2 separate regions of the Homo sapiens genome follow, and region 2 is linked to region 1. A link is a loop called in an ENCODE intact Hi-C map of the cell type or tissue named here. Cell type or tissue: PC-9. All regions are shown on one strand. Links, peaks and the distances in the headings refer to the core of each region. The heading gives the core; the rest is flanking DNA.

Region 1 (12,033 bases), core at 2,796-10,795:
TGTACAGGACGCATGGTGCCAGCATCTGCTGCTTTTTTTTTTTTTTTTTTTTTTTAGACAGAGTCTCATTCTGTTCCTCCAGAGCTGGAGTGCAGTGGTGCAATCTGGGCTCACTGCAACCTCCACCTCTTGGGTTCAAGCAATTCTCCTGCCTCAGCTTCCTGAGTAGATGGGACTACAGGTGTTCACCACCACGCCCAGCTAATTTTTGTATTTTTAGTAGAGACGGGGTTTCTCTATGTTGGCCAGGCTGGTCTCGAAATCTGCCTCTTTATGAGAGACAAGGTTTCACTCTGCTGCCTGGTGGGAGTGCAGTGGTGAGATCCTAGCTCACTGCTGCCTCCAACTCCTTGGCTCAAGTGATCCTCCCACCTCAGCCTCCCAAGTAACTGGGACTATAGGTGTGCACTGGTACACCTGGCTAATTAAAAAATGTCCTTTTTTTTTGAGATGGAATCTCACTACGTTGCTCCGGCTGGTCTTGAACTTCTGGGCTCAAGTAATCCTCCCCAGCCTTGGCCTCCCAAAGCTTTGGATTCACAGGCGTGAGCCACCTCGCCCAGCCAGCACCCGTTTATGGTGAGAACCTCAGGAAGTTTCCAAAGGTGTTTGCAGATCACATGATGACAGAAGAAGGTAGAGAGAGTTGGTGGGGAGTGGGGCAAGGAGGTGGCAGGCTCTCTTCAACAACCAGTTCTTGCAGGAACTAAGAGTGAGAACTCGCTCCCTTCTGCAAGAATGGTACCAAGCCGTTCATGAGGGATCTGTTCCCAGAACCCAGACACCTCCCACCAGATCCAACTCCAACACTGGGGATCAATTTTCAACACTGGGCTGGGTGAGGTGACTCAAATCTGTAATCCCAGCACTTTGGGAGGCCGAGGTGGGCGGATCACCTGAGGTCAGGAGTTTGAGACCTGCCTGACTAACATGGTGAAACCCTGTGTCTACTAAAAATACAAAAATTAGCTGGGTGTGGTGGCGCATGCCTGTAATCCCAGCTACTCAGGAGGCTGGGGCAGGGGAATCACTTGAACCCGGGAGACGGATGTTGCAGTGAGTCGAGATCACGCCATTGCACTCCAGCCTGGGCAACAAGAGCAAAACTCCATCTCGGGAAAAAAAATTTCAACATGAGATTTCAAGTGGACAAATATGGAAACCATAAACCATAGCACCGGCCCCTCCACCTCCAGTTGCCCTCTCTCACCTTCTTTCAGCCACACCTCCCAGGCCCCAGGTCCTACCCCAGCTCTCCCATGCCTCCGGGCCTTTGCCACATGTTTTTCCACCTAGGAGGTGAGTTCCTCCTACTCACTCACCTGACTCTCCCCTTCTTAATTTTTCTCTCCAGTTTTTATTTTGCAAACTTAAAACCAGGCTGGCTGGGCGCAGTGGCTCACACTTGTAATCCTAGCACATTGGGAGGCCAAGGTGGGTGGATTGCTTGAGCCCAAGAGTTCAAGACCAGCCTGGCCAACATGGCAAAACCCCATCTCTACAAATAATACAGAAATTAGCTGGGTGTGGTGGCATGTGCCTGTAGTCTCAGTTAGGAGGCTGAGGTGGGAGGGCCACCTGAGCCTGGGGAGGTTGAGGTTGCAGTGAGGCAAGATGGCGCCACTGCACTCCAGCCTGGGCAACAGAGTGAGACCCTGTATCAAAAAAAAAAAAAAAAAAAGAGGAAAAAAGAAAAACTTAAAAAGCTACAGAAGCCTGAGTGCGGTGGCTTGAGCCTGTAATCCCAGCACTTTGGGAGGCCGAGGTGGGCGGATCACTTGAGACCAGTTGTTCAAGACCAGCCTGGCCAACATGGTGAAACCCCGTCTCTACTAAAAATACAAAAATTAGCCAGGCGTGGTGGTGGGCGCCTGTAATCCTAGCTACTCGGGAGGCTGAGGCAGGAGAATCACTTGAACCTGGGAGGCAGAGGTTGTAGTGAGCCGAGATCACACCACTGCACTCCAGCCTGGGCAACAGAGCAAGACTCCATCTCAAAAAAAAAAAAAATCTACGGAAAAGTTGCAGGAATAGTCCAGTGAACTTTCAGATGCCCTTTGCTCCAGTTCACCAAACGCTAACATTACTATGGTTGCAGTCTATCTCTTCTCTCCCTACATACACGCACTTCGCTTTTTCCTGAACCATTTGAAAGCTAGATGAATACATCATGACAATTGACTGTCCAGAACTTCAGCATGCATCTCCTATGAACAGGACATTCTCCACCAGAGGTTCTGGAACTTGAGCAACGTTGAGTACTGAGTCCTGCCCGCTGGCTCCTTCAATGCCCCTTTACTGCCCAAGCAGAAGCCAGGAAGTCTCCCTAGAGGAGGTGAGGCTGGGGCTCAGCTTCCCTCCTTTCTTCCTTTGATTTCCTCCCTCCCTCCTTCCCTTCCTTCTTTCCTTTCTCTCTCCCTCCCTTGCTTTCTCCCTCCTCCCTGCCTCCCTCCCTTTTTCCTTCCTTCATCCCTTCCTCCCTCCTTCCTTTCTTCCTTTTTTTTTTTGAGATGGAGTCTGCTGTGTTGCCCAGGCTGGAGTGCAGTGGCACGATCTTGGCTCACTGCAACCTTCACCCCCCAGGTTCAAGTGATTCTTGTGCCTCAGCCTCCTGAGTAGCTGGAACTATGTTGAGTGCCACCACGCCTGGCTAATTTTTGTATTTTTAGTAGAGACGAGGTTTCACCATGTTGGCCAGGCTGGTCTGAAACTCTTGACCTCAGGAGATCCTCTCACCTCAGCCTCCCAAAGTGCTGGGATTACAGGCTCAAGCCACTGTTCCCGGCCTCTTCTTTCTTTCTTCCAGCTCTTATTTTTTAATTTATTTTTTAAATTTTTATTTATTTATTATTTTGAGATCAGGTCTCGCTCTGTTGCCCAGGCTGGAGTGCAGTGGTACAATCTCGGCTCACTGCAACCTCCGCCTCCCAGTTTCAAGCAATTCTTCTGCCCCAGCCTCCTGAGTAGCTGGGATTACAGATGCCTGCCACCACGCCTGGCTAATTTTTTTTGTATTTTAAGTAGAGACGGGGTTTCACCATGCTGGCCAGGCTGGTCTCGAACTCCTGACCTCAGGTGGTCTGCCTGCCTCAGCCTCCCAAAGTGCTGGGATTAGAGGCGTGAGCCACTGGGCCTGGCCTACAGGCTTTATTTTTAAGAACAGTTTCAGATTTATAGAAAAATTGAGAGGATCATACAGAGTTCTGTGTATCCCCACACTTTCTCCTACTATTAAAATCTTACATTAATACTGCCTATTTGTTTCAGTTAATGAACCAATGTTGATATCAATATTGATACAATGTTATTAACTGAAGTGTATGCTTTATATGGATTGCCACAGGTTTTTTTGTTTATTTATTTATTTATTTTTGACAGAGTCTGGCTCGGTCACCCAGACTAGAGTGCAGTGGTGTGATCTTAGTTCACTGCAACCTCCGCCTCCCGGGTTCAAGCAATCCTCCTGCCTCAGCCTCTCGAGTAGCTGGGACTGCAGGCACCCGCCACCACATCTGGCTAATGTTTGTACTTTTAGTAGAGACGGGGTTTCACCATGTTGCCCAGGCTGGTCTCGAGCTCCTGACCTCAAGTGATCCTCCCTCCTCAGCCTCCCAAAGTGCTGGGATTACAGGCGTAAGCCACCTTGCCCAGCCACACAGTTTTTTATCTAATGGTCTTTTTCTGTTCCAGGATCTCATCTGGGATCCCATATCACATTTATTTACATACAATTTACACTTACTTACATACTATTTACATTTATTTACACATATTTGCATTCGTTTACATATATTGATTTCTATGGCTCTTCCCCAGTGTTCTGTTTCTGCTTCAGGAGCCCACCCAGGACACCAGGTGACATTTAGTCATCACGTAACGACGGCTCCTCTTGGCTGCCACAGTGTCTCAGCCTTTCCTTGTTATGACGATCTTCAGGTTTTAGGAGTGCTGGTCAGCTATATCGCAGATGCTCCTGTCTTGGGATTTGTCTGATGTTTTTCTCATGATTAGATTAGGATTATGGGTTTTTAGGAGAAAGATCACAGGTAAAGTGCCATTTGCTTTACATTCTATCACGAGTATAGATTATTAGCATGACAAATAACTACTGATGTTGACTTTGATCTCCTGGCTGGGGCAGTGATTGCCAGCTTTCTCCGCTGTAATGTTACCCTTCCTGTGCTGCACCCCTTGGAACGAAGTCACCCTGTACAGCCCATACTCATGTTATTCTCCCCGCCATGAGGGCAGAAGTATCTGCATACATTTTTTGGAGTTTAAAAACTTCTTTTAAACTAAAAAAAACACTTTTTTTTTTTTCAGGCAGAGTTTTGCTCGTCGCCCAGGCTGGAATGCAGTGGCCCGATCTCGGCTCACTGCAACCCCCGCCTCCTGGGTTTAAGCAATTCTCCTGCTTCAGCCTCCCGAGTAGCTGGGATTACAGGCGTGCGCCACCATGCCCAGCTAATTTTTGTATTTTTAGTAGAGATGGGGTTTCACCATTTGGCCAGGCTGGTCTTGAACTCCTGACTTCAGGTGATCCACCCGCCTTGGCCTCCCAAAGTGCTGGGATTACAGATTTTTTTGTTTCTTCTTTTTTTTTCCATTTTATTTTATTTTTTTGAGACAGAATCTCGCTCTGTTGCCCAGGCTGGAGCACAGTGGTGCAGTCTCAGCTCAGTGCAACCTCTGCCTCCGGGTTTAAGTGATTCTCCTGCCTCAGCCTCCTGAGTAGCTGGGATTACAGGTGCCTTCCACTATGCCCCGCTAATTTTTTGTATTTTTGGTAGAGACAGGGTTTCACCATGTTGGCCAGGCTGGTCTCTAACTTCTGACCTTGTGATCTGCCCACCTCGGCCTCCTAAAGCGCTGGGATTACATGCATGAGCCATCACACCCGGCCTCCATTTTATTTTTGTTTTATTCACAAAGACCCCAATAACAACTATTTTAATTTTTTGTTGGTTGGTTGGTTTGTTTTTGTGACGGAGTCTCCCTCTGTTGCCCAGGCTGGAGTGCAGTGGCGTGATCTTGGCTCACTGCAACCTCCGCCTCCTGGATTCAAGCAATTCTCCCACCTCAGCCTCCCAAGTAGCTGGGACTACAGGCATATGCCACCACGCCCAGCTAATTTTTGTACTTTTAGTAGCAACGGGGTTTCGCCACGTTGGCCAGGTTGGTCTCGAACTCCTGACCTCAAGTGACCCACCAACCTGGGCCTCCCAAAGTGCTGGGATTACAGTTGTGTGGCACCACGTCCGGCCTAAAATCTTTAAAAAAATTGTTTTTTTTTTTTTGTAGAGACAGGGTCTTGCTATGTTGCCCAGGGTGGTCTGGAACTCCTGACCTTAAGTGATTCTCTCACCTGGACCTCCCAAAGTGCTGGGATTACAGGCGTGAGCCACCTCGTCTGGTCCCACCAGTGATTTCTGATTCCTCAGTGTGACTGCAAGGCCAGTGAGCCCCAGGCCCTGAAGACATCACACAAACTGAAGCCTGGAGGTTTTTATGGCAGCCAAAGCTTGGCAATGGCTGATGGGACAAGTGAGGGCCTTCCCTTCCTGATGTCCTGGGACCGCATATATCCAGGTCAGAGTGGGAGCTACAGGAAGGACTGACTGTGAGTTCTCTGCCAGCCTGCTGAGATGGCAAAGAATGGGAATGAAATTGACTGAAAGAAAATAAACATGGATGCTTGTTGCACGGATGTGGGTGAGGAGAGCCAGCCTGTATGGGGACATGGGGATGGAGACTGATGCTGGGGGGGTAGTGACACCAACTGGGTGGCAGCTGGCAGGCCCCTGGGCATCCACACTCCCCCTGCTCAGTTGGAGAGAAGCAAGAAAGCATAAAGGGAGGGAGGGAGGGAGGAAAAGAGGTGGGAGATGAGTGCTGTGGGTGAGCGCTGAAGCACACTTCAAAAGCTCAAGCCACAATGCTTACGCCCTGATATAAAAAGAGCATTGAGTTGAGCGTGGTGGCTTACGCCTGTAATCCCAGCACTTTGGGAGGCTAAGGCGGGTGGATCACTTGAGGTCAGGATTTTGAGACCAGCCTGGCCAACATGGCGAAACCCTGTCTCTACTAAAAATACAAAAATTAGCCGGGCATGGTGGCGGGCGTCTGTAGTCCCAGCTACTCTGGAGGCTGAGGCAGGAGGATCGCTTGAACCTGGGAGGTGGAGCTTGCAGTGAGTGGAGATCGCGCCATTGCACTCCAGGCTGGGTGACAGAGTAAGACTCTGCCTCAAAAAAAAAAAAAAAAAATTGAAAAATTACAAAGCTCAAACCTAATCACCAGTGTGGCTGCTCCTGGCCCCACCCTGCCTCCTGCTCCCCAGGGGAGGGGACAGGTCAGAGAGGGGTGTGCCCTTCCAGGGGCCTGAGATGATCCAGACATGGGAGCTGGCAGGGAATGAGGGCTCCGGCAGGGCTGGGTCAGTAGGTACACCTGGCAATAGGGCAAAGATCTGGCAGCTGGACTTCTTGGGCTCTGAGAAGGCAAGAGATTAGTATCTGTGTGTGACAGGAGAGGGCGTGGCTGGTGTCCACCCATCCATGCTGGGAGACGTGGGAGAGATGGGGCGGGGACACAGGGCAGGAGAGAGGCCAGGCCTGGGGCCTCTGTGCCGGGAGGGATAATACGATCTCTGAGTCACCCCGAAATGGGGTGAGATGGTGCTGATGATCCCGGATTCCTTGGTTTTGTCCCTGGCTCTGTCACTGCTGACTCATGGGCTGCCGACCTAGGAGTCTCCTGGTCAGCGTGCGGGTTTCTCTCAGCCTCTTGGTGTGTCACAGAAGCAGACAGCTTCTCTGTAAACCGTCATCCTCAGGGGTGTGCCCGGCTTCTGGGTTCTGTGTTCTGGCATCCTCCGATATTCCAAGAGGAAGCAGGATAGGACGATCCCAGCTCCTTGCTCTGCCTACTGGTGACAAGACCTGTCCTGGCCTGGGACCAGGGGGGCTTCTCTGGGAGTCCTGGTTGGTCCTGAGACAGGGACACCCTCCCAGTGAAGCCCTACCTCCTCTGTCCTCCATCACCCAGCCCACAGCAAGGCCACCCTCCTGACTCTCCCTCCAATTAACCCAAGCTCCTGGGTTGCGCCCTTGAGGCCCACACCGATGCTCCCAACTTACTTTCCAGCCCTATTCCCTCACCTGTCTGGCTTCCGACTCCTCAAGTTGAGTTTTCCACAGATACTTCCTCCCCACACACACACCCGTTTTTGTCCCTGCTACTCTCCTTTTGCGAGAGCTCTCTCCTCTTCATAGGTCTCTAAGCTTTTACTCACCCTTCAGGTCTCCTCTCCACCTGCCACCTCCTCCAGGAATCCTGCCTGGTGTGCCCCAGGTAGAGTTGATTTTTCACTCTCCAGTGCTCACACAGAGCTTGTTTTCCCTGCGTGGGAGCTGTTTATTTAAATTCAGGCTGGCCTGATTACACCCTGATGAGCTCCATGCCAGCCCTGGGCCTGGCCCAGTGCGCTCAGCATGTCCTTCCAGAAAGAATGAAGGAATAAAAAAAGACGAAGAGTAATAAATAGGAGAGTAGGGGTAGAGGATGAGCCCCAGAATCAGACATTAGGCAGGGTGTGGATACCAGTCTTGCCATTATTCTGGTGGCCCTGGAATGTCACATCAGTTCCCAGAGCCTTAGTTTTCTCATCTCTAAGATGGGAATGGGCTAGGCATGGTCACACCTGCAATCCCAGCACTTTGGAAGGCTGAGGCAGGAGGATCACTTCTTGAGGCCAGGAGTTCGAGACCAGCCTGGGCATCATCGGGAGAACCTGTCTCTACAAAAAAATAAGAAGTTAGCTGGGTGTGGTGGTGCACACCTGTAGTCCCAGCTACACCAGAGGCTGAAGGTGGAGGTTTTCTTGAGCCCAGGAGTTTGAGGCTTCAGTGAGCTACGACTGTGCCACTGCACTGTAGCCTGGGTGACAGAGCGAGACTTCATGTCTTAAAAACAAAAACAAGAGAACAACAATGATGCCCCTGCACTGTTTTGCAGTGAGATAAAATGACTTCCTGTTATTCAATGTTATCCGAAGGCATTTAGGTTAGTGCCTGGCCCCGAAGCAGGTGCTCAAAACATGGTTTACTGGCTGGCTTGCTCCCTGAGAGGCCAGGGCAGAGGTGCCTGGCAGGAGGAGGCTGCCCTGAATGGGGAGAGGGAGGGGTGGGGCTGGAGAGGATTGACTCCTCCATCAGATTAGAGGGTCTTCAGGAATTCCACCGCCCTTAGGTCCTCTTCCTCCCTCGCCTCTGGGAAATTGGAGTAAAATCCAGTAGAGACAGGACTGCCCTGAAGTGAGGAGGCGGGAGCCGGAGGGAGTCGGGGAGGTGGGTGGGAAGGAGGGTTTATGGACCTCCCTGTGAAGTGGGGGAATGGCCTGTGAAGGGCTGGACAGCTGGGTAGGATGGTGGGAATGCTGAAGGTCACGGTAAATACGGGCTTGCTAATTATTTATTTATTAGAGATGAGGTCTTGCTCTGTCACCCAGGTTGGAGTGCAGTGGCATGATCATGGCTCGCTGTAGCCTCCAACTCCTGGGTTTAAGTGATCTTCCTGCCTCAGCCTCCCGAATAGCTGGGATTTACAGGTGTATGCGACCATGCCTGGCTAATTAAAAAAAAAAATTTGTTTTTGAAAAAGGGTCTCACTATGTTGCCCAGGTAGGTCTTGAATTCCTGGCCTCAAGTAATCCTCCTGCCTCAGCCTCCCAAAGTGCTGGGATTACAGGCATGAGCCACCATGCCTGGCCAGGTGTTTTGAAACTGACAGACATAAACTGAAATCGATGCACCGATTTGGGGTAAAGTAATTTAACAACGGTCCTCTAAGTCCTGTCCCCTGTGTAAGCCTCCTCCCCTTCACACAGTCATCTCTTCTGAGTCTCTCTAACTAAGCTCTCTCACCGAGTCCCCTCCCTTTGCTCAGCCCCTCTCCCCATCCTTGCCACCAGAAGTGCCAGACCCTGGGACTCCAGCCAGGAGGCATCAGTATGGTCTTTCTTCTCTTCCTTAGAAGAAACCCCAGAGGTGGCCACCGCCCCCACCCACGGCCCACGTGGTGCCCAACCTGGGGGCAGCACCCGCTCAGCCAGTCTCGCCAGACTGGTCAGCCAGGCCTGCCATCACCCAGCACCAGGCCGAGGGGGTGGATGGTCCGCTGGTGTGGGCGGTCAGGCTGAGGGCCAGGGACTCTCCTGTTCAGCCTGGTGCCAGGACTCCAATCTGAGCTCAAGGACTTCAGAAAGAAATAGGATCTTGTTGCCTAAAGAAAGAAAAAAATTCCATCCTTTACTATTTTTTATTTTTTGAGTTGGAGTCTCACTCTGCCTCCCAGGCTGGAGTGCAGTGGCGTGATCTCGGCTCACTGCAAGCTCCGCCTCCCAGGTTCACGCTGTTCTCCTGCCTCAGCCTCCCAAGTAGCTGGGACTACAGGTGCCCACCACCATGCCCGACTAATTTTTTGTATTTTGAGTAGAGATGGGGTTTCACCATGTTAGCCAGGATGGTCTCAATCTCCTGACCTCGTGATCCGCCCACCTCCGCCTCCCAAAGTGCTGGGATTACAGGCGTGAGCCACCGTGCCCGGCCTACTGTTTTTTATTTTTTAAGAGACAGGATCTTGGTCTGTCGCTCAGGCTGGAGTGCAGTGGTGTGATCTCAGCTCACTGCAACCTCTGCCTCCTGGGTTCAAGCGATTCTCCCACCTCAGTCTCCCGAGCAGCTCCCGACCACAGGCACACGCCACCATGCCCAGCTAATTTTTAGTATAGACGGGGTTTCACCATGTTGGCCAGGCTGGTCTAGAACTCTTGGCCCAAGTGATCCTTCCACCTCAGCTTCCTAAAGTGCTGGGATTACAGGTGTGAGCCACTGTGTCCGCCCTAGGAATCAATTTAATATACACTGGCTTCCCTGGCTTTAGTCTTCCTGTTCCCAGAAGACGTGGAGTACGGGCTCTGGGAGCTAGACTGCTCAGCTCACAGAGATCTTTTTGGCTGCAGGACAGTGGTCCATCACTGGCCCTGGGGCTCAGATGCCAGCGGGAGCTTGGGGTTAGAAGGGAGACTTTGTTTTTGCCCCTTTGCTAGGGACTCCCAGGGAGCTGAACTCAGGGCAAGCTGCATGTGTGTGTGTTACAACTGGGGACTTGGGGCCAGGCGGGGTAGCTCACGCCTGCAATCCCAGCATTTTGGGAGGCTGAGGAGGGCAGATCACTTGAGGCTAGAAGTTCGGGACCAGCCTGGCCAACATGCTGAAACCCTGTCTCTACTAAAACTACAAAAATTAGCTGGGCGTAGTGGCGAGCACCTGTAGTTCCAGCTACTCGGGAGGCTGAGGCAGGAGAATCGCTTGAACCTGGGAGGCAGAGGTTGCAGTGAACCGAGATTGCACCACTGCACTATAGCCTGGGTGACAGCGACATTCCGTCTCAAAAAAAGAGAACAAAACAAAACAAAACAAAACAACTGGGGACTTGGCCAAGCCCCTGGAACTCTGGGGACAGGGGTCTGAAAAGTCCTAGCTCCCACCTGTTATGATCAGGATCCGAACTGCGCAGCAGCTGCTTTGCGTACGGAACTTTGCTCCCTCCTCTTGTTATTAAACTTTTTGGCTCACAAAGCATTTTTACTTCCTTCTCTCATTTCATGTGTATCTCAGACTGGGGAGTGGGCCCCAGTGTTCTCATTGTACAAAGGAGGAAGTTGGGGCTCAGAGATGGAATTGGCTTCTCCAAGGTCACAGGGCTGGTAGGATGGCTTATGGATACACAGCTTCCCAGCTTTTGTCCTGAGCTTTTTGGCTCATGAAGCATTTTCACATCCCCATCTCATTTCACGTCTGTTTTTGTTTTTGATCCTGGAGGGGGTGCAACATCCTCATTTTTACAAAGGAGGAAGCTGTGGCTCAGAGATGGTTCCTGGGCTGGAAAGATGGTTTATGGGGTGGGCAGAGATGGGTGAGCTGATCTGGTGGTTTTTATCCTTGATAGAAACCAGCAGGTGTGGCCAGGCGCAGTGGCTCACGCCTGCAATCCCAGCACTTTGGGAGGCCGAGGCGGGCAGATCATCTGAGGCTGGAAGTTTGAGACCAGCCTGGCCAACATGCTGAAACCCTGTCTCTACTAAAACTACAAAAATTAGCTGGGCGTAGTGGTGTGCGCCTGTACTCCCAGCTACTCGGGAGGTTAAGCCATGAGAATTGCTTGAACCCGGGAAGTGGAGACTGCAGTGAGCAGAGATCGTGTTGTCTCAAAACAAAAAACAAACAACAAAAACAACAAAAAACAACAACAAAAAACAAAAAAAAGCACGTGATCCAATTCTGTCAGCACAAAATCACACAGTGCATGTTATAAAGAAGAAAAAGAAAATAAATGAGTGCCAACCCTGTACTCTCTGACCCCAAAACCAAGGTGATGAATGGCAGATGTCTTATAAGGTGTTCCTGTAAAAGATCTTCGGGCTTTGGGAAGAGGGCCAGATGCAGGCCTAGAGGTAAATTTCCTTGTTTTCCTCTGCCTTAGGGCTATGGGAGCTGGAGCGGAGAGGAGAGAAGCACCTTGCCTTTGCTGGTGTTTTTCCCGCAGCAGGTGGGTGGGACTGAGCCAACGGTCTCTTGGCATCAACAAAGCATCAACAAATCTCTCTCCAGCTCCACTTGTGCTGAGCTACTGGCTGATCCCCAAGGACATCCTTCTGGCCTCTCCTTCACACCTGGGTCCCCTAGCCCTGCGTGAGCTCTGTGCTTCTTCCCCTGCCCTGTGTCTGCTCTATGCCTGGAGCCTCTGTACCTGCCCTCTCCTCAACCCCCAACCCCTCCCTGCTCTCAGCTCCCGATACGCGTGGCTATGCCTGGGAGGGAAGGACAGCTTCTTAGGGCCACAGGTGGACTGTTGTAGGGCTTGCATGCTCCCCTCCCCCATGCCTGCTTCTCCAAGTGGCACTTGGCTGTGTCCCAGGAAAGCAAGGGCAGGAAGTGGCAGGGCGGGGGCCGGGGGCCGGGGGGGCAGGAG
Region 2 (12,033 bases), core at 1,649-9,648, 230 kb before region 1:
CCATAGGTGCTCACCACCACACCCAGCTAATTTTTGAATTTTCTGTAGAGACAGGGTCTTGCTATGTTGCCCAGGCTGGTCTCTAGAACTCCTGGCCTCAAGCAATCCTCCCGCCCTCAACCTCCCAAATTGCTGGGATTACAGGAGTGAGCCACTGCACCTGTTTGATCCAGGAGCTTTGCGTTTCATTTCACTTGCTCACATTCCCTTCTCACAGATGAGGAGACTGATGCTTTAGGAAGTTAAGTGACTTTCCCAAGGTCATACAGGTGGAGAGTGAGCCTGGGGACAAATACATGTCCTGTCTGGCTGCAATCTGTGGATGTGGGGTAAGAGGAAGAAAGAGTAGCCTCTCTTTGTACAGCTCAGTTGAGGCTACCAAATTCTTTCATATCCTTGAATTCAGTTGGCCTTTAAGACAGGCCATGTTATAATTTTAATTTTTAAGCAGATGGAGAGAAACACTAGGCTTACATCAAATAATATGCCCAAGGTCAACAAGGAAGCAAGGGAAATAACCCAGGTCTACTACAGGATCCATACTCGGGCAGGGCACTGTGGCTCACGCCTGTAATCCCAGCACTGTGGGAAGCTGAGGCAGGAGAATCACCTGAGCCCAGGAATTTGAGACCAGCCTGGCCAACAAAGTGAGACCCCATCTCTACAAAGTAAAAAAATTAGGCGTGGTGGTGCATGCCTGTAGTCCCAGCTACTCAGGAGGCTGAGGCAGGAGGATTGCTTGAGCCCAGGAGTTTGAGGCTGCAGTGAGCTGTGATCACACCACTGCACTCCAGCCTGGGCTACAGAGTGAGATCCTGTCTCAAAAAAGAAAAAAAAAAAATCCATGCTCCTCCCAGCAAGCCACTCTGGCTGTGGCGTGGCCTTGCTCTTACTCTCAAGTTTTATGTAGCCCAGTTGGAAGCCAAGACTGATACGTGGAAGGACAACTGAGGACACACAGCGGGACTCAGGAAAGCTGAATGCATCAGGAAGCAGGGGACTTGCCAATGGATCTTGAGGGGCAGTGAGACTTGACTGTAGCTTCAGGGATGGGCATTTAGACAGGTGAAACAGCACGAGGGAGTGCTACATGGAAAGCGAGAACCAGCCGAGGTACGGAGGTGGAAGTAACTGATTCTGACTGGGCACGGTGGCTCATGCCTGTAATCCCAGCACTTTGGGAGGCCGAGGTGGGTGGATCATCTTGAGGTCAGGAGTTCAAGACCAGCCTGACCAATATGGTGAAACCTTGTCTCTACTAAAAATACAAAAATTAGCCAGGCGTGGTGGTACGCGCCTGTAGTCCCAGCTACTCAGGAGACTGAGGTGGGAGAATCACTTGAACCCAGGAGGAAGAGGTTGCAATGAGCCAAGATTGTGCCACTGCACTCCAGCCTGGGCGACAGAACAAGACTCCATCAAAAGAAAAAAAAATAGAAGTAAATAAGGAGACAGGAGGCCAGGCACAGCGACTCATGCCTATAATCGCAGCCTGTGGGAGGCTGAGGCAGGAGGATCACTTGAGGCCAGGAGTTTGAGACCAGCCTGGGCAAAGTAGCAAAACTCCATTTGTATAAAAAAAATTAGCCAGGTGTGGTGGTGCACACCTCTAGTCCCAGCTACTCAGGAGGCTAAGGCAGGAGGAGGATCGCTTGAGTCCAGGAGTTCAAGGCTGTGGGTAAGCTATGATCATGCCACTGCACTCCAGCCAGGCAACAGACCTGTCTCAAAAAAAAGAAAATTGAGAGGCCAAGGCAGGCAGGTCACTTGAGGCAGGAGTTCAAGACCAGCCTGGCCAACATGATGAAACTCTGTCTCTACTAAAAATACAAAAAGTTAGCCAGTCATGGTGGTGCACATCCGTAATCCCAGCTACTCAGGAGGCTGAGGCAGGAGAATCACTTGAACCCGGGAGGTGGAGGTTGCAGTGAGCTGACATTGCATCACTGCACTCCAGCCTGGGTGACAGAGCGAGGCTCTGTCTCCAACAAAAGAAAAAAAAGCAAAAAGAAAAGAAAAAGAGACAGGAATCCCTAAGCTTGCCTCCCTCATGGGTTGATCACACCTTTCAAGAGCAAAGCAAGATGAGTCCCAGGTACCACTGGAGATTGAAGACTTTTAGGGATGTGAGGGGAGGGAGGCTATGGAGAGAAATGAGGCTGGAGGGAAAGCAGGGTTGGATCACAAAGCACCTCGAACACCTGCCCTGAAGCCTGGCCTTGTCAGAGGCAAACAGTAGCCAAAGAAACAACTGAAGCACACGAGCTCCAACTTGTATTGTCTGGAGTCCTCCCTACCTCTGGCCTCTCTACATTAGGTGAAATGGTAACTTTCCACCTTGTTTAAGTAGTGGTTCTCAAAGTGAGGTCCCTGGACCAGCAGCACTAGGAATGCAAATTCTGTTTTTGAGACAGCGTCTCACCCTGTGGCCCAGGCTGGAATGCAGTGGTGCAATCATAGCTCACTGCAGCCTTAAACTCCTGGGCTCAAGTGATCTTCCTGCCTCAGCCTCCTGAGTGGCTGAGACTACAGGCCACCGTACCCAGCCAGGAATGCAGATTCTTAGACTCCATCCCAGACCTGTTACTTGGTCAGAAACTCTGGAGGTGGGGCCCAGCAAGCTGTACTTTTTTTTTTTTTTTTTTTTTTTTGAGACAGTCTTGCTCTGTCGCCCATGATGGAGTATATTGGTGTAATCTCAGCTCACTCCAACCTCCACCTCCTGGGTTCAAGCGATTCTCCTGCCTCAGCCTCCCAAGTAGCTGGGACTACAGGCACACACCACCACACCCAGCTAATTTTTGTATTTTTAGTAGACAGGGTTTCGCCAAGTTGGCCAGGCTGGTCTTGAACCCTTGACCTCAGGTGATCCATCTGCCTCGGCCTCCCAAAGTGTTGGGATTACAGGTGTGAGCCACTTGCCTGGCCCTCTAGCTGATCCTTAACAAGCTCTCTAGTTAATCCTGATGCATGGTACAGTTTAAGAAGCACTGATTTAAACTAATTTGAACCCCTACATGTAATTTGCAGCTCAAAGCCTCTATTACAGTGGTTCTTGACCATGGCTCCATATTGGAATCACTTTGAAGATGCTGATGTCTAAACATCATACTGGCTGGGCATGGTGGCTCACATCTGTAATCCCAGCACTTTGGGAGGCAGAGGTGGGAGGATGGCTTGAGGCCAGATGTTCGAGACCAGCCTGGACAATATAACAAGACAAAAAAAAGTCTGTAGAGTCTCTACGAAAAATTTAAAAATTAGCCAGGCCTGGTGGTGCATGCTTGTGATCCCAGCGTTTGGCAGGGGCTGAAGTGAGAGGATCACTTGAGCCCAGAAGGTTGAGGCTGCAGTGAGCTGCGTTTGCACCACTGCACTCTGGTCTGGGTGACAGGATGAAACCCTGTCTCAAAAAAAAAAAAAAAAAAAAAAGTAAAGCCACCACGTTTATTTTATTTTATTTGTTTTTGAGACAGAGTCTCATCTGTCGCCCAGGCTGGAGTACAGTGGCGTGATCTCGGCTCACTGCAACCTCCGCCTCCCAGATTCAAGCAATTCTTTTGCCTCAGCCTACTGAGTAGCTGGGATTACAGGTGCCCACCACGCCAGGCTAATTTTTTTTTTTTTTTTTAGATGGAGTCTCGCTCTGTCGCCCAGGCTCAAGTGCAGTGGCGCAATCTCAGCTCACTGCAAGCCTGCAAGCTCCGCCTCCCGGGTTCACACCATTCTCCTGCCTCAGCCTCGCGAATAGCTGGAACTACGGGCGCCTGCCACCAAGCCTAGCTAATTTTTTGTATTTTTAGTAGAGACAGGGTTTCACCATGTTTTCCAGGCTGGTCTCGAACTCCTGACCTCAGGTGATCCACCAGCCTTGGCCTCCCAAAGTGCTGGGATTACAGGCGTGAGCCACCATGCCTGGCCCACATTATTAATAATTAATGCATGTTTAAGTTTGAGAAGCTGTTCACTGTAAGGGATACAGGAGGCTAATGCACATGTATGGAAGAGGCGATGTCCTATTGGACCAGGGCGGTGGCTATGAAGGTAGATGTTCAATTGGCCAGGCTTCCGTCCTCAGTGACAGCTAGCGCAGGGCAGCGGGGTGTGTGGAGGAGCTGAAGATGATGGTTTCCAGCTTGCACAAGTGTCCGGGTGGTGGTGCCTGTGCCAGGGCTGGGGCACACTTGGAGGACCAGGTTTGAGTGGGAAGATTATGGAAGTGGTGAGTTCTGTATTGGGATCCGTCAGTGTTAAGGGAGCTGCGGAGCGCTCAGAGGGAGAAGTTAGGGTGATGGTCGGACATGTAGTTGTGTAGCTCTGGGGAGACAGCGAGGCAGATACAGAGTCGGGGTCCTCTGCAGAGAGGCTGAAGGGGATGAGATGGCCTGGGGCTTGCCAGAGAGCAAGAAGGGAATGGCTAAGGAAGGGACAGGCCTAGAAAGAGGCTCACACAGCAGGACCTGGGAGGGCATTGGCAGGGAGGAGGAAAGGAGAGCTTGGCAAGAATTCTGTTTTGTTTTTTGTATTTTTGAGACAGGGTCTCTCTCTGTCGCCCAGGCTGGAGTGCAGTGGCGCAATCATAGCTCACTGCAGCCTCGAACTCCTGGGCTCAGCCTCCCGAGTAGCTGGGGGTACAGGCCCATGTCATAACACCCAGCTAATTTTTTTGTAGAGATGGGGTCTCACTATGTTGCCCAGGCTGGTCTCTAACTCCTGGCCTCAAGCAATCCTCCCGCCTTGGCCTCCCAAAGTGCTGGGATTACAGGCATGAGCCACCGAGCCTGGCCGAGAATTCTGGACTCCCAGGGAAAGAGTGGTTTAAGACGGAGGCCCAAGGGCCGCAGAAAAACCAGAATAGCACTATGAAGCAGGCACTGGATTTCGCAAGGAGCGGGTCAGTCAGAGGTGAGCTCAGTGACAGCAGAGTCAGCGCAGGGGTGAAGCTGGGGTGTGAGGGTGGAGGAGGAGCCCAAACGTGGGGAGCCAAGAGGGGAGAGGGAAGAGAGGAGGGAGAGTGAGCACGTGTAGATGACTCTTTCAAGGGAAGAAGCCATCTGGAAGGGACACGGGGTCAAGGGGATGTTTGATGGGGAACTTCTGGCCGCGTGGGAGTGAAAACAGCAGCGTATACACTGCCTGGACCCTCCCTTGCGGTGAGCCACGGCCAGCCTGTCTGCAGCAGCAAAGAGCATGCGTGAAAGGCTGGGCGCACCTGCCACCGTCACAGCAGAGAAGCGGCCAACGGCAGACGAAGGCAGTTGGGTGGGCACTGCTGGGCTGCTTACCAGCCCAGCAAGCTGAGTCAAGGGACCGAAACTGTCTGTGTCTCAGTTTCTCACCCGTAAAATGGGGATGCTGATAATTATTACAACTCATTCTCATTCTTACATAGTGTTATATATTTATAATATATATTATATATAATGTATATAATTATATAATATATATAAAATATATATAATGCCCTGTAGCTTCCATGCCTCGGTTCCAGCTCTGCCTTCTTCTAACTCTGAATAATAACTATATATTATATATATTATAATATATAATTATATATTATATTATATATTATATTATATATTATATATAATTTATATGATATATATTATAAATTATATATATTATCTATTATATATAATTATATTTATATGTATTTAATACGTATATATAATTATATTGTATATTTATAATATATAATTATATATTACATATTATATATTATACATATATACTATATTATAATTATGTATTTATATCGTAATATATAATTATATTAATTATAATATATAATAAATTATATTATATATTTATAATATATTTATACATTATAAACAAATATGTACTTTATTTGTTAAAGTATATATTATATATAATTTATAGATAAATTAGATATAAATTAAATATAATATATTTAACTTATATATTATATATAATCTATATATTATAAACAATATATTTTATATATTTATATATTTATATTTATTATATATTTATATTATAAATGTATTTATATTATAAATACATTTATAATATAAATATAAAATACATTTATAATATAAATACATTTATAATATAAATATAAAATACATTTATAATATAAATATAAAATACATTTATATTATAAATATAAAATACATTTATATTATAAATATAAAATACATTTATATTATAAATATAAAATACATTTATATTATAAATATAAAATACATTTATATTATAAATATAAAATACATTTATATTATAAATATAAAATACATTTATATTTATTAATATAAAAATAAAATATATTTATATTTAATATAAAAATAAAATATATTTATATTTAATATAAAAATAAAATATATTTATATTTAATATAAAAATAAAATATATTTATATTTATTATAAAAATAAAATATATTTATATTTATTAATATAAAAATAAAATATATTTATATTTATTAATATAAAAATAAAATATATTTATGTTTATTGATATAAATATAAATATATTTATATAGTTTTATTGATATAAATATAAAATATATTTATATAGTTTTATTGATATAAATATAAAATATATTTATATAGTTTTATTAATATAAATATAAAATATATTTATATAGTTTTATTAATATAAATATAAAAATATATTTATATGGTTTTATAAATATAAAAATATATTTTTATAAAATGTAATATATTTATATATTATAAATATAAAACTATATAGTTATAAAATGTAATATATTTATATATTATAAATATAAAACTATATATTTATAATATATAAAGATTATATATAATATATAAAGTATATTGTATATAAAGATTTATATAATATATAAAGTATATTGTATATAAATATTATATATAATATATAAAGTATATTGTATATAAAGATTGTATAGGTTATACAAATTGTAATATATAAATTAATGTAATATTATATATTATATATAAAGATTATATAGATATGGCTGGGCGCAGTGGCTCACGCCTGTAATCCCAACACTTTGGGAGGCCAAGGCAGACGGATCACGAGGTCAGGAGATCGAGACCATCCTGGCTAACACGGTGAAACTCCGTCTGTACTAAAAATACAAAAAATTAGCCAGGCGTGGTCGTGGGCAACTGTAGTCCCAGCTACTGGAAGGCTAATGCAGAAGAATGGTGTGAACCCGGGAGGCGGAGCTTGCAGTGAGGTGAGATCCCGCCACTGCACTCGAGCCTGGGTGACAGAGCGAGACGCCGTCTCAAAAAAAAAAAAAAAGATTATATAGATATATAGATTAACATATAATTATTTAATCTTTATTCTCTATATAAAAATTTATATATAATCTATATCTTTATATGTAGAATATATATTAACTCATACATATTTTATATAAACTATAAATATAATATAATATATAAAAATATATTAAATATAATGTATAAATATAATCTTTGTATATTATTAAACATAATATACAAACATAATATATATATAATATATAATTATTATCCCCATTTTACAGATTTATAAATATATGTATAAATCTGTAAATCTCTATATGTGTATATTTACCCTTTTAGGTTCTCACAGCAAGCCTACGAGGTAGGTGTTGTGAGGATTAAGTGAGTTAATATACATAAAGTGGCCAGGTGTGGTGGTTCATGCCTGTAATCTCAGCACTTTGGGAGGCCAAGGCAGGAGGATCCCTTGAGCTTGGGAGCTGAAGACCAGCCTGGGGAACTTAGTGAGAACTTGTCTCTACTAAAAATAAAAATAACAACAACAACAAAAATCTAAAGTGCTTATAGGAGTGCTTGGCACATAGTCCATACTAGATCTGCGGGCAGCGATTCTCCTTCTTCTTATGCACGAACGAGAGAAACTGAAAACCTATGGAAGATACTTTAGGCTGTTTAAATCCTGCAAATGGGCCAGGCACGGTGGCTGCCACCTGTAATCCCAGCACTTCAGGAAGCCTAAGGCCAAGGTGGGAGGATCACTTGCGGTAGGGAGTGTGAGACCAGCCTGGGCAACATAGCAAGACCCTGTCTCTATGAAAAATAAACATGAATACATCAGTCCTGCAAATGTCTCCAGAAGGTCTGAAACGTGAGAGGATTCCAACATGCCAGGCTGGAATGTCAGCTCCACAAAGAGAGAGATACTGTAGTGAACAGCATCTGCAGAGCCAAGACCACAGCCTAGTCCATAGCAGGCACTCAGTAAATATTGGGGCCTCTGAGGCCTTCTACCCCAGCCCCATCTGAAGGATCAGTTTTTTTATTTTTTGTTTTTATGTTTTTTTGAGATGAAGTCTCACTCTGTCACCCAGGCTGGAGTGGAGTAGCGCAATCTCTGCTCACTGCAACCTCCACCTCCTGGGTTCAAGGGATTCTCCTGCCTCAGCCTCCCGAGTAGCTGGGTTACAGGCACCTGCCACCATGCCCGGCTAATTTTTTTTGTATTTTTAGTAGAGACGGGATTTCACCAAGTTGGCCAGGCTGGTCCGGAACTCCTGACCTCAGGTGATCTACCCGCCTCGGCCTCCCAAAGTGTTGGGTGGCGTGAGCAACCGCACAGGCCGCTGTCAGTTTTTTCTAAGACATCCCAACTAAGTGGCCATCCACTCTCTGCATGCATACCTCTCATAGCGGGGAGGTCACTACCCTCCATACCTGCCCCGCCAAGGGAGCACATTCTCCTTCTGGGTGGTTCCAGTGGATGCCCTGTCGGTTCCACTCCTTGGTCCCAGCTCTGCCTTCTTCCAACTCTGAAGGTAGCGAGCCTCTCCAAACTGTCTCCTGGCCATGGAGGGAGGAGCTCCAGGAAGCAAATCTATCACCTCTCACCTGGATGACTGCAACTGTCCTCTAACTGGTCTCCCTGCATCCACCTAGTCTCAACTCAGCACCCAGGGGATTCCTGTAAAAAAGTTACATCTGGCCAGACGCCATGGCTCATGCCTGTAATCCTGGCACTTTGGGAGGCCAAGGCGGGAGCATTGCTTGAACCCAAAAGTTCAAGACCAGCCTGAGTAGCTGGGATTACAGGCGTGTGTCAGCACATGTGGCTAATTTTTGTATTTTTAGTAAAGACCGGGTTTTGCCATATTAGCCAGGCTGGTCTCGAACTCCTGACCTTGTGATCCGCCTGCCTCGGCCTCCCAAAGTGCTGGGATTACAGGCGTGAGCCACCACACCCGGCTGCTGACTCTATTCTTATAAGAAAAATTTTTTTGTCTGGGCGCGGCAGCCTCACACCTGTAATCCCAGCACTTTGGGAGGCTGAGGAGGGCAGATCACAAGGTCGGGAGTTCAAGACCAGCCTGACCAACATGGTGAAACCCCGTCTCTACTAAAAATACAAAAATTAGCTGGGCATGGTGGTGCGCACCTGTAATCCCTGCTACTCAGGAGGCTGAGGCAGGAGAATCGCTTGAACCCGGGAGGCGAAGGTTGCAGTGAGCCGAGATTGCGCCACTGCACTCCAGCCTGGGCAACAGAGCGAGACTCTGTCTCAAAAAAAAAAAAATTTTTTTTTTTAAAGTTACATCTGGCAGGGCGCGGTGGCTCACGCCTGTAATCCCAGCACTTTGGGAGGCTGAGGTGGGTGGATCACAATCGTGGTCAGGAGATCGAGACCATCCTGGCTAACACGGTGAAACCCCGTCTCTACTAAAAATACAAAAAAAAAAAAAATCAGCTGGACGTGGTGGCGGGTGCCTGTAGTCCCAGCTACTTGGGAGGCTGAAGCAGGAGAATGGCATGAACCCAGGAGGCAGAGCTTGCAGTGAGCCGAGATCGGGCCACTGCACTCCAGCCTGGGTGACAGTGCGAGACTCCGTCTCAAAAAAAAAAAGTTACATCCGATTTTCTTTTATTTATTTTTCTCTTTTTTATTACTGAGATGAGGTCTATGATCCTCCCGCCTTGGCCTCCCAAAGTGCTGGGATTACTGGTGTGAGCCACTGTGCCCAGCCTTTTTTGTTGTTGTTATTTGAGACAGGGTCTCACTCTGTTGCCCACTCTACAGTGCAGTGGTGCTATCATAGCTCACTGCAGCCTCGAACTCCTGGGCTCAAGCGATCCTCCTGCCTCAGCCTCCTGAGTAGCTGGGACTACAGGCGCTCGCCACCACTACATCTGATCTTGTCCCACCTCCACTCAAAGCCCTCCAGCTGCTTCCAGCTCAGAGTAAATGCCCAGGCCCTCTGCAAAGCCACTTCCCACTGCCAACAGGCTCTCTCTCCATCCCAGTGTGAGACACTGACCAGCACACCAACAAACCAGCAGACAGTTTTTGCTTTTATTGGTCAAGAATTCTTTACAAAACCCACACACACACATCCACACACACACACACACATGATGCCTGCCCTGCTGTGGTCACTCTGGCCCTGGTGTCTCCTGGGATCAGGCCCTCCTGGCCTCTCCCAGGGGAAACCATCCTGCAGCCCCTCTGGGTCAGCAGTGAAGGAGCAGAGAGAGGGAACCTCCTTTTCTGCTTCTCTGCTCAGGAACAGAGGTCTGTGCCCCACCTGTCGGGGAGCAAGTGGAGGTGACAGAGAAACAGCATCCTCCTCTTTCCACCGTTGAGCCCCCGGAGTTGCCAGCCTAGGCCCCCAATGTCACAGCTGCCAAGGCCTGGGGGTCATCTGCTGATTGAACCTTCCCCATCCCCATTTTGCAGATTGAAACACAGCGGTCCAAAGACAGCGGACGAGTCACCCAAGGTCACGGTGCTGGAGCACAGTGGCAGAGCAGGGACGGGGACTCTGCTCTTCTTGACCTCCAGGAGGTGGCAAGTGTGAAACCTGGACCCTGCTCCACCCCCCAGGGAAGGGCAGAGCCAGGGCCTGGGGCAGGAAGGGAGTGCCCAGAGATGATCCCTGGAGCCCGTGCCCAGGGAAAGCAGCCCCCAGGGCAGCTGAGTGAGCAGCAGGGTCTGGCCAGGACTATAAAGGTTTGCCAAGGGTGCCCTCTGTGACTGCCCGTGTGGCTTGCTCAGGGATGCGGCCCGGGTCGGTCAGGATACTGGTAGATGTGCCCAGCTGGCGTAGGGAGTTCAGGACAGCTGGGTGGGAGACAGAGAGAGAGAGACAGACACTTCCTGGGGTCAGGGCCCTACCCTTGGATGTGGAACCAAAGGGATAGGGGGAGGTATTAGTTGGCAAGACTGTCACCCCCTCCTAGAACCTCTGTCTACAGGCGTCTGGTGGCCAGAGGACCATCTGGGGGATGCGGGGTGGCCACAACCCTAGGCTGTGTTGATGGCAAGCTGGATGTGGGATCTAAGCAGGGTGGAATGCTCCCTCCACCCCCGAGGCTGGGTCCCTCTAGCAGGCAGGGAGATGGCTCACGTACTTGGCCGGAGAGCGGGCAGAGAGCAGTACTGGTCCAGCCAGGCCAGTGAGGTCTGGCGGAGGGTGTGCACACTTGCCGTGGACACCATCCCGTTGAAGGACTCAAACAGAGGCCGGATGAGGATGCTGAACTGGGCCCAGGTCAAGGAGCTGCCTGTGGTCCAGCTGGTCCCCCCACACCACGTGGAGCCCTGATGCCCAGTTCAAACCAGGGGAAGAAAGGGCCTGGACACTGTCTAACGTTGAACCCCAATGACTCATGTTGCAGCCCCTACTTCTTCTTTTTTTTTTTTTGAGACGGAGTCTCGCTCTGTCACCCAGGCTGAAGTGCAGTGGCACGATCTCAGCTCACTGCAACTTCTGCCTCCCAGGTTCAAGCAATTCTCCTGCCTCAGCCTCCTGAGTAGCTGGGATTACAGGTGTGCGCCACCACACCTGGCTAATTTTTGTATTTTTAGTAGAGACGGGGTTTCGCTATGTTGGTCAGGCTGGTCTCGAACTCCTGACCTCGTGATCCACCCACCTCAGCCTCCTAAAGTGCTGGAATTACAGGCGTGAGCCACTGTGCTCGGACTTTTTTTTTTTTTTTTTTTGACAGAGTCTCACTCTGCTGCCCAGGCTGGAATGCAGTGGCACAATCTTGGCTCACTGCAACCTCCACCTCCCAGGTTCAAGCTGTTCTCCTGCCTCA

What was found. Hi-C counts contacts between places; a loop is a spot of excess contacts. Peaks named below come from ENCODE experiments on the same cell type or tissue, not always from the same donor. Only the 100,000 strongest peaks of a DNase experiment are listed, where the experiment ranks them.
Region 2: a loop joins it to region 1, with 1.8 times the contacts of the local background. A loop is called at or near these places in 2 of 110 quality-filtered maps.

The regions. Positions count from the first base shown.
Region 1 is chr7:73,816,069-73,828,101 of GRCh38, forward strand. No RefSeq gene overlaps it. Among named protein-coding and RNA genes, the nearest start is that of CLDN4, 8.9 kb to the right of the region's middle. RefSeq lists enhancers at 3,811-4,389, 6,184-7,383, 11,287-11,934, 11,935-12,033. In PC-9, for the core only: no CTCF peak of the experiment used is centred there; DNase peaks (open chromatin) are centred at 6,583 and 9,093; H3K27ac peaks cover 5,721 bases.
Region 2 is chr7:73,582,931-73,594,963 of GRCh38, forward strand. MLXIPL (MLX interacting protein like) reads right to left here. Exons shown (of 17, transcript NM_032951.3): 16 at 11,344-11,473; 17 at 10,272-11,053. The coding sequence ends at 10,935. Among named protein-coding and RNA genes, the nearest start is that of TBL2, 10 kb to the left of the region's middle. RefSeq lists enhancers at 4,640-5,140, 5,141-5,641. In PC-9, for the core only: no CTCF peak of the experiment used is centred there; a DNase peak (open chromatin) is centred at 5,031; H3K4me3 peaks cover 515 bases; H3K27ac peaks cover 1,236 bases.